Linked DNA regions of Homo sapiens: region 1 is linked to region 2. Evidence: chromatin loops called from intact Hi-C (ENCODE). Cell type or tissue: pancreas. All regions are shown on one strand. Links, peaks and the distances in the headings refer to the core of each region. The heading gives the core; the rest is flanking DNA.

Region 1 (7,957 bases), core at 2,027-7,026, 150 kb before region 2:
GGAGTTTAAGACCAGCCTGGGTAACATAGCGAGACCCCATCTCTACAAAAAAGTTAAAAAGTTAGTGAGGCGTGATAGCATGTGCCCGTAGTCCCAGCTACTTGGGAGGCTAAGGCAGGAGGATCGCTGGAACCCCAGAAGTTCAAGGCTGCAGTGAGCTATAATCGCACCACTGCACTCCAGCCTGGGTGACAGAGCAAGACTATGTTGCCTCTGCTGGTCTCGAGACACCCTTGTAGTCTGCTGCCTACTGCATGTAGGATGTAGTTACATTGATAATCTTCATTGTTTTACAGATGGGGAAACCGAGGCTTGAATGATTTACCCAAAGTTAGCAAATGGTAGAGCTGAGACTTGAAGCAAGCTGACTCTAGCATGTTCTTCTCAACTCTCTGGAGACAAGGAGCTCAGAACCCAGTGGCCTGGCTGCCTCCAGGAGTGAGGAATGGGAAAAAAAAATTGCAACCTGGCTCACTGTTTTGTCTCCAGTGGCAAGAAAGAGACAGAAATGGATATTTCAAGATGTTGTTGTTGTTATTGTTGTTATTATTATTATTATTATTATTATTATTATTATTATTATTATTGAGGCAGCATCTCACTCTGTCTCCCAGGCTGGAGTGCTGTGGTGCAATCTTGGCTCACTGCAACCTCCACTTCCCAGGCTCAAGTGATCCTCCCACCTCAGCCTCCCAAGTAGCTAGGACTGCAGGCACGTGCCACCACATCCGGCTAATTTTTTTTGTAGAGATGGGGTTTCACCATGTTGCCCAGGCTGGTCTCGAACTCCTGAGCTCAAGTGATCTGCCTGTCTCGGCCTCCCAAAGTGCTGGGATTACAGGCATGAACCACCGTGCCCAGCCAAGACATTATTCTTTTGTAAAGTAAACATAGTTGCTCTTAGCATATGGTTCTCAATTGATGGGGGTGTGTGTGTGTGTGTGTTTGTGTGTGTTCTCTCTGGAAAAGTTTTCTCTGGGAGAAAATTCTAGATTTCACTGTTTTACATTTCAAAGTTGCCAGTTTGTTAAAAAATCAGGCTGAGAAGGAACACGTTAGGACAAAAATGTGAAAGACTGTCATTAAAGCAAGCAAGACCAAGGATGGAATTTTACAGACTTTGCAGAGAATTCTTGGATCAACCTATGGACGCGGTGGCTGGTTTTAACAGGAGCTGCAAAGAGTCTAATCCCTTTCGTCACAAATGCATCTGGGGACAGAGCCTGATTTCCTGCTGCCCTTGGGGGACTTTTTAACCATTTTTTTTCTCCAAGTTTAGAGTATACATCAAATCCCAGGTCCACACTGACCCCTACTCTGGGCTGGAAGGGCCTGACCTCTCCCAAGAGAGTGGGGGTGGAAGAGAAGCTGGGAAATACAAAGTCATTTGATGGATGTGACACTGGGCACAGGTTGACCATCAAGCCAGGGAGGAGGCCTTTATGCCCGAAAGCCCCTGAGCCTGTTCCAGGGATGGGGTGAACCACTCCTCTACCCACCCAGGCTTGCCTAGGTGTGTCGTGTGCCAAGGAAGCTTCAGGGAAGAGAGAGGACAGAGAGGGGTTGGATGTCTAAGAGTCGTTTAGTAAAGTGAACAGAAAGCGAATGTTCCAGTCTGGGAAAGTAAAATCACATGAAAGAGGAAAGCGGATTGTCATAGAAGGTCGAGGCCCGGGCTAGGGAAGGGAAAAACCACATGCTCAAAATCCTGGTCAATGCGTGTCCACCTTAATGGGAGAGAAGCACCTTCCTCCATTGTGGGGCCAGGGCAGGGCCAGAGCCCCGGCTGGGAGTGGATCCTACACTTGCTTTTTTTTTTTTTTAATTATGGTAAAATATGCATAACATAAAATTTGCCATTTTAGCTATTTTTGAGGGTACAATTCAGTGGCATTTATTACATCAAAAATATTGTGCAACCGGGCTGGGCATGGTGGCTCACGCCTGTAACACCAGCACTTTAGGAGGCTGAGGCAGGCAGGAGGTCAGGAATTCAAGACTAGCCTGGCCAACGTGACAAAACCCCGTTTCTACTAAAAATACAAAAATTAGCTGGGTGTGGTGGTGTGCACCTATAATCCCAGCTACTCAGGGGGCAGAGGCAGGAGAATTGCTTGAACCTGGGAGGCGGAGGTTGTGGTGAGCCGAGGTTGCGCCACCATACTCCAGTTTGGGCAACAGAGCGAGACTCTGTCTCAAAAAAAAGAGAGACAGAGAGAGAAATAAACAAAATATTATGCAACTGTCACCACCATCCATCTCCAGAACTTTTCCATCTTCCCAAACTGAAACTGTCCCCATTAACCCTCACTCTCCATCCCCCTTATCCCCAGGCTCTGATAACCAACATTTTACTTTTTTTCTGTCTCTATCAGTTTGACTATTCTAGGTACATTATATAAGTGGAATCATGCTGTATTTGCCATTTTTTTTTTTTTGGAGTTTTGCTCTTGTTGCCCAAGCTAGAGTGCAGTGGTGCAATCTCGGCTCACTGCAACCTCTGCCTCCTAGGTTCAAGCGATTCTCCTGCCTCAGCCTCCTGAGTAGCTGGGATTACAGGCGCGCACCACCACGCCCGGCTAATTTTTTTGTATTTTTAGTAGAAACGGGGTTTTGCCATGTTAGCCAGGCTGGTCTTGAACTCCTGACCTCAGGTGATCCACCCACCTCAGCCTCCCAAAGTGCATGAGCCACCTCGCCCGGCCTTTTTGTTGTTTTTTTTTGAGACGAGTCTCACTCTGTCATCCAGGCTGGAGTGCAGTGGCACAATCTTGGGTCACTGCAACCTCTGCCTCCTGGGTTCAAGTGATTCTTGTGCTTCAGCCTCCCAAGTAGCTGAGATTACAGGCGTGCGCCGCCATGCCAAGCTAATTTTTTGTATTTTATTAGAGACAGGATTTCACCATGTTGGCCAGGCTGGTCTCAAACTTCTGACCTCAAGTGATCCACTTTCCTCCGCCTCCCAAAGTGCTGGGATTACAGGTGTGAGCCACTGTACCCGGCCATATTTGCCTCTTTGTGACTGACTTATTTCCTCTCCTCCGCTCCCTCCCTTCCTTCCCTTCTTTCTTCTTCTTCTTCTTTTTTTTTTTTTTTTTGAGACAGGGTTTGGCTTTGTCCCACAGGCTGGAGTGCAGTGGCATGATCTCTGCTCACTGCAACCTCTGCCTCCCTGGCTCAAGCAGTCCTCCCACCTCTGCCTCTCTAGAAGCTGGGACTACAGGAATACACCACCACACTTGGCTTTTAAAATTTTTTTGTAGAGATGAGGTCTCACTTTATTGCTCAGGCTGGTCTTGAACTCTTGGGCTCAAGTGATCCTCCTACCTCAGCCTCCCAAAGTGCTGGGATTACAGGTGTGAGCCACAGCGCCCAGCTGTGACTGTCTGATTTCACTGAGCATAATGTCCTCAAGGTTCCTCCATGCAGTAGCAGGTGTCAGCATTTATTTCCTTTTCAGGGCTACATAATATTTCATTGTATGGACAGACACATTTTGTTCATTCATTGGTAGGTGGACTCCTGGGTTGCTTCTACCTCTTGGCTATTGTGAATAATGCTGCAATGAACATGGGTGTACAAATATCTGTTGAGGACGGGTGCAGTGGCTCAGGCCTGTCATCCCAGCACTTTGGGAGGCTGAGGTGGGAGGATTGCTGGAAGCCAGGAGTTTGAGACCAGCCTGGCCAACATAGCAAGACCCCATCTCTACAAAAAATAAAAAAGTTAGCTGGGCATGGTGGGGAATGCCTGTAGTCCCAGCTACTTGAGCGGCTGAGGCAAGAGGATTGCTTTAGCCTGGAGGTTGAGGCCGCAGTGACCTATGATCTTGCCACTGCACTCCAGCCTGGGGGACAGAGTCAGACCCCATCTCAAAAAAAAAAAAAAAAGAGGTTAAAAAATCCCACAAATATCAGCTGGAGTCCCTGCTTTCAATTCTTTGGAGCATCTACCCAGAAGTGGAATTGCTGGATCTACATTTTTTTTTTTTTTTGAGACAGAGTCTTGCTCTGTCACCCAGGCTGGAATGCAATGGCGCGATCTCAGCTCACTGCAACCTCCGTCTCCCAGGTTCAAACAATTCTTATGCCTCAGCCTCCCGAGTAGCTGGGGCTACAGGCGCCCACCACCATGCTTGGCTCATTTTTCTATTTTTAGTAGAGACAGGGTTTCACCATATTGGCCAGGCTGGTCTCGAACTCCTCACCTCAAGTGATCCACCTGGTTCGGCCTCCCCAAGTGCTGGGATTACAGGCGTGAGCCACTGCGCCTGGCCTACCTTTGTTTTTGAAGTGGGTTGGGTGGGCCTGGGTTTCTCAAATCCCAGTATAGCACTGCATAGGATATATCACGGTCCTCAGTTCTCAGAACCTGGGTCTCCTCAGCTGTGAAAAGGGATAGTGATAATAGTGGCAATCACAGGGTTGCTGTGAGAGATACTTAAGATTTTGTAGAAACACCCACGCAGGCTGGGCGTGGTGGCTCACATCTGTAATCCCAGCACTTTGGGAGGCCGAGGTGGGAGGATCACTTGAGCACAGGAGTTCAAGACCAGCCAGGGCAACACAGTGAGATCTCCTCACTACAAAAAATATATATAAATTGGGTGGGCGTGGTGGTGTGCACCTGTAGTCCAATCTACTCGGGAGGCTGAGGTGGGAGGATTGCTTGAGCCTGGGAGGTGGGAGGTCGAGGCTGCAGTGAGCTGTGATTGTGCCCCTGCTTTCTATCCTGGGCAAAAGAATGAGACTCTCAGAAAAAAAAAAGAAAAAGAAATGATGACTTCAAGACCCAAGGAAAATTGCCCGTTAAAATTTTTTAAAATAATCTTTTAAATAAAAAATTTAAAAGAGAAACACCCATGTATCGTGTACATTGAACGGTGCCTGGCACCTGCTCAGCTTTGAATCATTTCTCCCGTGATGTTGCCATCAAATCTCCAGGGAAGGGGAAGCAGGCACCATCACGGCCACCAGGGGGCGCCGCTGCCACAGCTCTGAGTCTCGGCTGGGCCGGGCTGGCATCTCCACCGCCCATCACCTCCCACCATTGTCCCCCTCCGTTTTCAGGCCGGGCCTCCACTTTCTCATGTCACCCACTCTGCTATTACTCCATGCTCCCATCCTTCCTACGTCCTTACTTTCACCCAGGATGAGAAAGTGCCCCACCGTGTCCAGGCCACATCACCTTGTCCCATGACCTATGTCCCTTCCCTCCCCAAGGGAAGCTTCAGCCCATACCTTGCGCCATTTACCCGGCCCAAGGGCTCTCCCTGCGCAGGTAATGACCTTGTCCCTTTTCCCTCTGGATGGTTTCTCTGAAGGTCAGGTGAGGTCATGTGTGGGGAAGTCCCTCAGAGACAAACACTGGGGTCTGGTGCAACAGCTCACCCCTGTAATCCCAACACTTTAGGAGGCCAAGGCAGGAGGATCGTTGGAGGCCAGGAGGAGTTCAAGACCACTCTGGGAAAAATGGCAAGATCCCATCTCTACAAATAACTTAAAAATGAGCCAGGTGTTGAGCATGAACAGCTACTCAGGAGACTGAGGTGGGAGGGTCGTTTGAGGCCAGGAGTTTGAGGCTGCAGTGAGCTATGACTGTGCCACTGCACTCCAGCCTGGGTGACAGAATAAGACCCTTGTCTCAAAAATAAATAAATAAATAAATAGGCAAATAAAAATCAGCCAGGTGGGGTGATGCAAGCCTATAATTGCAGCACTTTGGGAGGCTGAGGCAGGAGGATTGCTCGAGGTCAGGAGTTCAAGACTAGCCTGGGCAACATCTCTACAAAAAAATTTAGAAATGAACCAGATGTGGTGGTGGGCACCTATAGTCCCTGCTACTCAGGAGGCTGAGGTGGGAGGATCACTTGAGGCCAGGAGTTCAAGGCTGCAGTGAGCTATGATTGCACCACTGCACTCCAGCCTGGATCACATAGTGAAACTGTGTCTCTAAAATCAAACCAAACCAAACCAAACCACAGCCCAGAGCTGGTGACAGGGTTGGGACAGCTGCAGTGAGCCTCAGGCCAGGGGCCCATGCCTTCCTCAGGAGCTCTGAGGAGTCCTTCCTGGTCAGAACACACTCCAGGAATTGCACTTTTCCAGCAGGGCTGGAGAGGTGTCCACAGGCCTGAGCAGACCCGCCCCTGGGAGAGAGGCCTGTGGACACCAAGGCCAACTCTAAAGGGGGTAGCTGCATTTGTAGCCCAGCTCCTGGGCACTTACTAGGCCCGAATGCGGGCTCCGCGTGGCCAGAGAATTGGAAAATGCAGAATTTTTTTTCCACAGGAAATCTCCAAATGTTTGAATATTGGCAGTTAGTTACAATTATTTTCAAACTCTTCATGGGCCAGTCAAGGCAATCTACAGCCGGGCTTGGCCTGTGGGTACCATTTTGCAGCCTCTGATGGAAGCTTCTTGAAGACACTGGTCAATGCTAATGGTCAATACCTTGCAGCACTGATCACAGGGATAACCTGAGTTTTAAGCTGCCTGGGTGATCTTTATTTTATTTTTATTATTAATGTTTTAATTTTTTTTTAGGGGCAGGGTCTTGCTCTGTTGCCCAGGCTGCAGTGCAGTGATGTTATCATAGCTCACTGCAGCCTTGACCTCCTGGGCTCAAGCAGTCCTCCCGACTCAGCCTCCTGAGTAGCTGGGACCACAGGCACTTGCAAACGTGCTAGGCTAATTTTTTAATTTTTGGGTGTGTGTGTGGCGGGGGTTGGGTCTCACTGTGTTGTCCAGGCTAGTCTCGAACTCCTGGCCTCAAGTAATCCTCCCTCCTCTGCTTCCCAAAGTGCTGGGATTATAGACGTGAGCCACTGTGCCTGGCTGAGCTTCACTCCTTCTCATGGAAGACTTTTTGTCTGAGCATTGATAGACACTTGGTAACCCCATTATAGTGTGGGCACTGGGCTCTTATAAGCAGGGGGCATCATATACTCTCCTTGGTCACCAGGATGACATTTCTGGGTGCACATAAGAAATGTCAACTGCGCTGGGTGTGGTGGCTCATGCCTGTAGTCCCAGCTACTTGGAAGGTTGAGGTGAGGAGATCGCTCAATCCCAGGAGTTTGGCATTCATTGGTGACCTCCCAGAAGCAGGGGACCACCAGGTTGCCTAAGGAGAGGTGAACCGGTCCAGGTCAGAAACAGAGCAGGTCAAAACTCCCGTGCTGATCAGCAGTGGGATTACACCTGTGAATAGCTACTGCACTCCAGCCTGAGCAACATAGTCTCTATTTAAATTAATATAATATAATATAATATAATATATATAATATAATATAATATAATAATAAAGGTCAACTGCAAATTGCACACTGATTCTTCAACCACCCCAGGAAAGGCCGACCTCACACTGCATGTGGATGGCGTGACAGTCCTGAATGTGGGGAAAGAGAGCTTGTCCTCGCAGCTACGTCAACAGAAGCCAGAGACTGGGGCCAAGAAGAAAGACCCTGCGGGGTTGGGCTGGAAAGTCCTGGACGCCCAGCTCTTCACACCCACTCAGTGCATGTGATCACAGCTGTAGGATCTAGAATAGTTGCACTTGACAGATGGCCTCTGAAGGTGTTGAAATGGGGCTTCCCGTGGCCAACTGATACCTGCATGCAGTAAGAAGCCAGGTGCTGCCACCACCCTCCCCCTGTTTGTATCCAGGGGATGGGACTTCTTGTGGAGGTCCCGGTTTGTCTTTGCTTCCGACCCCAAGCAGGCAGCTGGATCAAGCTGTCCTGAGAAGGTGATCCATCTCCCTAGCTGGGTGTATGCAATGCTGAATGCAGCTATCCCAGACACATTTATTCCATATACACCCCCCTCCCCAAATTCCATGGAATGAACGAAGTCAGATTTCAACAAGGATGACTACAGCCCAGGGCGAAATAACTCTGCTATCCCCTCTCTGTAGCTCCCCAGACTCTTTATTTTATTTTATTTTATTTTATTTT
Region 2 (7,957 bases), core at 1,244-6,243:
CATTTTAGAATTGGCCTCTTTGGTGCAGAAATGCCTAATTAATGGGCAGCTCTTCTTTATGAATGTAGTTATTAATAAGCCCCATGCACCAGGGCACCTCAGTTCAGCAATTTCTCCTCAGGCACCGGGCACACCAAGATGGATGACGTGTCGTTGCCCCTAAGGAGCTCATGTAGAGGAGAGGGGACACAGAGTCACGGTGGAACAGGCGTGAGGAGAGCTGGGGGCACAGGTGGATGGGGTCCCTGACCAGAGCCAGCAGAGGGGAGGCCTGTGCTGGACAACCGCATGGGTTGAGGTGTGGGGGTGATTGGGTCGGGGGTACGTTCCCAGTCCCTGCGTCTGCCCTGTTCCAGTGCCCGGCCCTGTGCTGGGGCCCTGCCAATGGCCTTGGCCCTCCCCACGCCTGGCTGCAGCCCGGGCACTACGGCCTTGGCCCTTGCTGAGTCTGCCTCGGCTGCCTCTGGCCAGGCCCTTCCGGTCTTCCCTGGTGCCTGCTCTCCCTCCCCTGCATTTCCTCCATCAGCACTGCTTCCCCATGTGTGTGGCCACACTGCTCCTAGGTGCTGTCTTCTTTCTCCCCTGTTGCTGCAGTGACAGGTCATCGCTGCTTATAACCAAGGTGTGCACCTGTAGCTGGAGCGCTGGAGCCACACGGAGTGGCAGCTGTGATTTCAGCAGAGGTTCTCTGGCGCCCTCCGATGGTGCTTGGGCAGGCTGATGGGGGCCTCACTGTTGTCTGTAAAAGTTTAAAAAGAAAAACACTTTTAATAGAAAAATTTACAGAATAAGGATATAAAGAAAAATATTTTTGTACAACTGTGCAATGTGTTTTTGTTTTAACCTAAGTGTTATTACAAAAAGACTCAAAAGTTTTAAAAAATTAAAAAGTAAAAAAGTTACAGTAAGCTAAGGTATATTATTGAGAAAGACAAAATTTTTATATAGATTTAGTGTGGTCTAAGGGTCTCTTGAGCCCAGGAGGTCAAGGCTGCATACAGAAATACTTGCCATCGTGTTACAGTGGCTTACACTGTTTTCAGTGCAGTAACATGCTCTATAGGTTTGAAGCCTAGGCTGTAGCAAGAAACCACCCTCTGTAGCCTCAGGGTGCAGTAGGCTGACCATCTAGGTTCATGTAAGTATACTCTGTGATGTTTGCACGATGGTGAAATTGCCTAACAACACATTTCTCAGAAGGCATCCCCAGTGTTAAGTGACACACGACTGTATTTTAACAGAATTTTGGAATAATTTAGACTCTCTGTTCTCAAAGTAACATTTACTATACAAAGATAAACTTTCAAAGAGAATCAGATTTTACTTAAAGAATATTATTTTCCCAAATTAAGTGTCTTTGGCTAGCTTTAATGTCCAGAGTAATGAAGTAATAAATTTAAAAGCCCAGTAAAAATGTGAAATTTCAGATTTACTCCTAAGTTCATTCTTATTAGATTATTAAATGGAAATGATAGGGTGGGGCGGCTTTGGGAAAACAGTTGTCCCAACTTTAACCTGTAGGGCATCATTTAGAATGTCTGCCTAAGTGTTTTTTCTTTTTTCTCCCATTCATTAAGCAAATATTAAACACATGCTGTGTGCCCAGCACTGTTCTAGGTTTTAGAGACACAATAGGGAACTAGACGGAGTCCTAGCCATGTCTAGCTTGCTTTCTAGTGGTAGAGACAGACAAGGAAATAAAACAGCAGGGAGGAACCCAGGCTATCACGGTTGGATTTATGTTTTCAGGGACTGGCTTTGGCTGCTCAGGCGAATGGATGCAGGGAGGCCGCAGGGAGACTGGCGCAGGTGTGTCCTCAAGGTGGGGTGGTGCTGGGACCAATACCACAGCAGCGGAGGCATGGGAGGTAGTTTGAAAACAGACCCAGAACTTGGTGACGGGTTGGATGTGGCTGCCTAGAGGCAGAACTCACAAATGACATCTTCACTTTTGGTCTGACGCACTTGGAAAACGGCGATGCCACTTACTGAGACTGGCAGAGGTTTGTGCCAGAGGGCTCTTAGGCATACAGGGAGGGAAGTTGAGTCAGGAGATGAGGGGCTGGGCCAGAGAGCTGTACGTGAGGCATGGGCTTTCAAGCCATGGGGTGGCTGAAACCCCTGGTCGGGGAGCGCCCCCAGGACTGAGGACCAGGACGGAGCTCCAGGGTCCTTACGGATCAACGAGAGGAGGGAGAGCCAGTGGGGGGGCCGAGGAAGGAGCGGCCAGTGGGATAAGAAGAAACGCAGGAGGTTGCGGTGCCCGAAGGCTGGTGAAGAACATGTTTAAGCAAGGAAAGAACGGGCCGGTCTCCATTAATGCTGGTGAGATGAGACCCGACCAGCTGTGCTTGGGGAGAAGTGGGCAGGTCACTCCTTGATAGGCCTGGCGAGAGCAGCTGCCACTGAATGGTGGATGCAAGTGCTTCTGATGGTGGCAAGGGGTTCCTGAACAAGGAGCCAGGACCGACCAGGCTTCTGAGGAGTTTAACTACGGAAAGGAGAAAGAAGTGGAGGGCTGGGGAGGGGAGGGCTGGGTTTACCTGGGAGGTGTTTGGGGCCAGAGCAGAGAGAAGAGATGGACTCTCGAGAGGACTGAGCTTAGAAAGGCACAAGACGAAGAATCCATGGCAACCAAAGAGGAGATGATGTATAAGGTTATGGATGCCAGTGGGCGGGGGGACCAGTGGTGCTGAGAAAAAATAGACACAGGCAGAGAGCTGCTGGGAGGGAAGCGAGGCCCCGGGCTTCGCGGAGGCGTGGCGGCGTCAGCTGCCCCAGTCTGCATGTCTTCTATTTCATTAGCAGAAGCGGGGGTGTTGCGCTGTCTATATCATTCTTTCATCCTTTCAATAAAATTATTGAAGATTATGTTTTTCCCCAGAATCATCCTATTAAACATATAAATGACTTTAATTTTTCAGTTCTAAAGCTATTTACTTGTTGACTTTTTACACAGTACTGAAATTAATTAATTGCTCCTAGTGTCCTGCAGAAAAGCTATATAAAGCCCTCCCTGGCCATTCATGTCAGCATTGAGGAGCGGGCTTGCGAGGAACCTATTTACAGGTGTTTGAATGACTCATTCTACCAGGGCGTTGCAGGTCACTTGCTCTGCTGATGGAGAGCTTGGTGTAGCGCTCTGCTGCCATCTAGTGTCCTAAGTTTTCCTTCGGGAGTTTTTTGGGGGGTTTTGGGAAGCTGAGAAATTTTTAAAACTTGGATAAAGGAATGTTTATTTTAATTCAGAATACATTGCTATTCTTGGTGAGCTTTTTTCTTTAAATAATGGACCAAAATAATCATGTCTATTCACTAAGCACCATTAAAGTACAAATAAATCAGATAATATGTCTGTTTTGGATAGAATGAATCAAATTTTAGTACTTGCTTAACATAAACATTTTTACTCTAATTAAAGATTTTATGTTGATTTTTTCTTTTAAACTGTGGTACCAGGAGAGCTCTATGGACCTTTCTGAAACATAGAACTAACCCTGGATCCTACACAATCCATGACAAGTCTCAACCATGAGAACCATGACCAGGGGCCTCCAGTAATCTTTGATGTTCTTCCCTATTCCTGGGTTAAAGATATTTTTGCCTGGAATGTACTGATTTTATCTATTCTTAAGTAAAATCCCTTTCTGTTGATTATATTCTGTCTTTGAGTGAAATTTGGGAAGTGGGCTATTATGGAGAGAAGACATTTTAAGAACAGTGAGTGTGGTGAATATACTTTAGATACCCTTGAGAAGCAGCCACGCCCGCTCTGCGCTTCCTCTGCCTTCATGGCTGGGGTGGCAGTTCACTGCCTGCCAGCAGCTGCTGTTGGTTTTAGGATTGGCCAGATTCAGCCCAGCAAAACCATGTTTTCGTGTGAGAGTAAGTTTTTCCTTAGATGGGTATTGGTGGCGGAGGGGTTAGGCAGAAGAATTTCATTACCATTTCATTGGTAATGTAGATAGACTTAAGCTTTTTTCATGTTTACTTTCTCTATGGGCTACCTTATGAAACTCCCAGCTGCCTGTAGTCCTGGAGTTTTTTGCTGGAATTTTTCTGGGTGAATTTAATTGTCTTCTGAATCATTTGTTATCCTTACAACTCCCAAGCTCCACAGAGCCTAATCTGAATGGAGGGGCATATGTTTTTACAAGAAAAAAAAAAAAGTTTTCTCTTTCTCCTCTGGAGTGGCTTCTAATTTCGTTGGAAACAAAGGAGAAGGCACCACGTTTGGAAGGAAATGTATGAAGGACAGCAATGCCAGGTGCACGGCACCGAGGGAAGACCACTGCTCCCCTGGCAGAGCAGTCACATGACGCTTGGGAGACCCCAGCAGATTGATAGGATTGACCTTCAGTTATTTTATGTTCATTCTTATAAAATACATTGATGTTGTCTGCATACTGATTTAATTCACTTGCTAAATAGACCTTTCTTGACTAGTTGGTAAGCCGAAAAGTAGAAGCACAGCCCTACCATTTATTAGCTCTGTGGCCTTGGGCAAATTTCTTACCCTCCCTAAGCCTCAGTTCCATATCTGGTAAACATCTCATATTGTATTTGCAGTAACAAGTGCAAAAACTCCTAACATAACGCTTGGCTCAGGGCTCAAAGCACAAATGGTGGCAACTATTAATATCAACATTATCACTCATGTAAAGATCTTGGAAACTGGGAATGGAAACAAATTTAGATTCTTGGAGTGGACCTAGAAGTTACCTCAGAATGTACTCAGTATTAAATGTGGGTAAATGTTTGTAAAGGAATACTGTGTTTTAAGGTTTTATTCTGGGAGGTATTTGATAAATTGGCTATCTTCAGTAACAGTTACAAGACATGTACTCTTTAGTTGGTCAAGGAAAATGCCCTTCCTCAGGAGTCTTTTTTTTTTTTCTTTTTTTTCCCGCTCCCCGCCTCCAGCCGTCTTTTCTTGACTCAGATTTAAAGAACACTGAAAGCTATTGGCTTGCTTTCTAAATTTTATTAACTGATTCGAGGAAACTTTAATTTGGAATGAAATCATATCAATAAATATTTAATCATATGGTAAGGAGAATATGGAAGATTTTATTCCCTCAGAAGGTGTTCCCCATAACAGATACACGGTAAACTCCCAAAAACATAGTATCCTAAATGAAAATCATGAAATAAAGACAGCGTAACACAGGGAAGTCTTGGAGGAGGCCTGGGGAGCCCTGCAGTGTCATGGCCATGTGCTGGGCATCTGACTGTAAGTTTGTTTATTTTCCTGCTCAGGTTGCTCCCCTTTGAAGAGTAGGCTTGTTAACGTGGTGAGTTTTTCTGGAGTGGCTGAAATGTTCTTTCTCTTCACCGTCTCAGGATAGCCCAGGGTCCTGGGGAAGCTGGGGGAGACCTGAAACAGTTGTTGCTGCACTACCTGGACTTCTCCTTTCCCACCCATTTTTCTTTCCTTCTCTCCCGCTCCATTGCTCCTCCAAGCTTTGGCAGTAACCACGGCGCCTTCGTGATGAAGCGCTCACTGCCCAGGGGCCGCCTGGAGTCCATAGAACAGGCAGTGTGAGTGGCACCATTTCTTACACTCTCCGTGTCATCTCCTAGGTAACCTGGGAGTTTCTCTAATTCTACACAGCATTTAGTTTAAATGTGCATCATTGCAAAACTATCTTTTTTTAAACTGTTTTGTGTTCCATGTGTTTATGTGACAAAGATGTTAACTAGTTAGAATGTTCCTAAAAGCATAATAGTGTTCTATACTTTCGCAGTATTGGGTTGGAACTTCTTTAAGTATGAACAAAAGAAGTTTCTAATAAATAATCTTAACAGTTAGTGTTCACCGAGGCACGTATTTAAGCGCTCACTTTATTCCTGTGGCTCGTTTGGAAACTCACACGGGCTGACTTTTGCAGGGTGACCTGAAGGCGTATCTGCGCAGCGAGCAGGAGCACATGCGGGGGGACTCACAGACCATGCTGCTGCAGAGGATGGCGTGCGAGGTCGCCGCGGGGCTGGCCGCCATGCACAAGCTGCACTTCCTGCACAGGTGGGTACCTGCGTCAGCGGTGCACGCCCCACACAGCACCGGCGGGACAGTCCAGAGAGGCTGCCGAGTTTGTGAAACTTAAGGAGGACAGGAGGTGGCAGAATGAACCCAGCTCATGTAGGTAGAAGCGATCTCGTTCTTACCCATGTCCGGATAAGGGTTGAGTTGGGCTTCATTGAAACCAGTACCAGGGAATAAGATGTCTTAATACATTTATTATTTCCAGCATTTCAAAGAATGTGAATAGTTGTACCTGCCTCAGAGTTGGGAGTAAACAGTCCCGATCCACCGTATGACACCTCGCGTGTTTCATCCTTGCCACACCAGCTTTAGGCTTCTGGTGCCACCCGCCCGGTTTCATGGTGCATCCCAGTTCACATTCCTGAGAGAGGAAGAGAGAATCTCTAGGCCAGCAGCCTCTGTTTGCACAAGGTCATAGCACTGGTTTCTGGCCAGCTGAAGGGTGGGCTTCAGGTGCCCATTTGGAAGCAGAGGTGTCATGGGATCCGATCTGATGAGGCCCCCCGCTCCCGGGTGGGTAGTCAGGGGCTGCTTGTGAGCAGCACAGCGATCTGTGTAGCACATTTCTGTTGCAGCTTTTCAGGCCCCACTTGAATGACCATAGTTCTTTTTTTTTTTTTTTTTTTTGAGACGGAGTCTTGCTCTGTCGCCCAGGCAGGAGTGCAGTGGCACGTTCTCGGCTCACTGCAAGCTCCACCTCCCGGGTTCACGCCTTGAATGACCGTAGTTCTTTGGAACACGTTATATTTTGTTAAGATCATAGATGGTGATTTTCGTAATTAAAACACCAAAGGACTTGGAGTCCCGTCTCAAATGAGGAGTCTGTTCTGTGAACCCAAAAGGAGATTTCTGCTTATTCTCCTCTAGGCTTTTGAGCTGTGCTTTATGTTTAAAAACAACACAATACGTTTAAAATTATTTCTTAGGTCTCCAGGGAAACCAGGCAGTATTTCTTTAGTCAACTTTAAGTAAATCATTTAACTCTTAGTAATCCATTGACCTAAAAAGGAACACCTGTGTGTCTTGACTTGAAGAGATGTGTATGAAGTATTCTATTTTTTATTTATTTATGTATTATTTTTTTGAGACGGAGTCTCTGTCGCCCAGGCTGGAGTGCAGTGATGTGATCTCGGCTCACTACAACCTCCACCGCCAGGGTTCAAGTGATTCTCCTGCCTCAGCCTTCCGAGTAGCTGGGGCTACAGGCACTTGCCACCAGGCCTGGCTAATTTTTGTATTTTCAGTACAGATGGGGTTTCACCATGTTGGCCAGGCTGGTCTCAAACTTCTGACCTCAGATGATCCGTCCGCCTCAGCCTCCCGAAGTGCCAGGATTACAGGTGTGAGCCACTGTGCCTGGCTTGAAGTATTCTTTTTTGTAAAAAGCAGATTTCACAGTAATATGCTTAGTGTGATTCCATTTCTTAAGTATGAAAACACCTGGTCGTATTTCTAGAGGTGTGTGTGTCTTAAACAGGCGTGGAAAAGTACCGTGCCTATCAGACTGTCAACATTCCTTCAAGGGGGGACAGAGGAAAATTATTAACCTTCTTCTTACACATTTATATCTTGTTTGATTTACGATAGTAAACAAATCATTCTGGTAAAGTGTTTTTTTTTTTTTAAAGACTCAAAAAGTTACCAGTTTCTTAAGACCCAAAGCAGAATCCCTTATATGAAGCTTTATAAAGATTTCGTAATGGAGAAAGCCTACATTTAGCTTTTGATGTCTTTTATAACAGGCTGTTATCTAGCATAATTTATATTGTTAATATATCTTACAAAATGCAGATAATTACTAATACTGGTATAGGAATTCTTAAATTTTGGAGAAGGGGGTTTAATTTTAAAAGAGCATAATATTGGAATCAGCAATGTAAAATTATCAAAGACAACTAGAATCTGTATTTT

The links. Peaks named below come from ENCODE experiments on the same cell type or tissue, not always from the same donor. Only the 100,000 strongest peaks of a DNase experiment are listed, where the experiment ranks them.
Region 1: it touches region 2 in a loop (9-fold over the local background); 105 of 110 quality-filtered maps call a loop at or near these places.

The regions. Positions count from the first base shown.
Region 1 is chr7:98,016,728-98,024,684 of GRCh38, forward strand. No RefSeq gene overlaps it. Among named protein-coding and RNA genes, the nearest start is that of OCM2, 31 kb to the left of the region's middle. RefSeq lists an enhancer at 6,062-6,561. In pancreas, for the core only: a CTCF peak has its summit at 4,966 (motif pointing right); a DNase peak (open chromatin) is centred at 4,994.
Region 2 is chr7:98,165,650-98,173,606 of GRCh38, forward strand. LMTK2 (lemur tyrosine kinase 2) reads left to right here. Exons shown (of 14, transcript NM_014916.4): 7 at 5,892-6,025. Among named protein-coding and RNA genes, the nearest start is that of BHLHA15, 42 kb to the right of the region's middle. RefSeq lists enhancers at 1-409, 410-925. In pancreas, for the core only: a CTCF peak has its summit at 3,170 (motif pointing left); DNase peaks (open chromatin) are centred at 2,232 and 6,012; H3K27ac peaks cover 2,988 bases.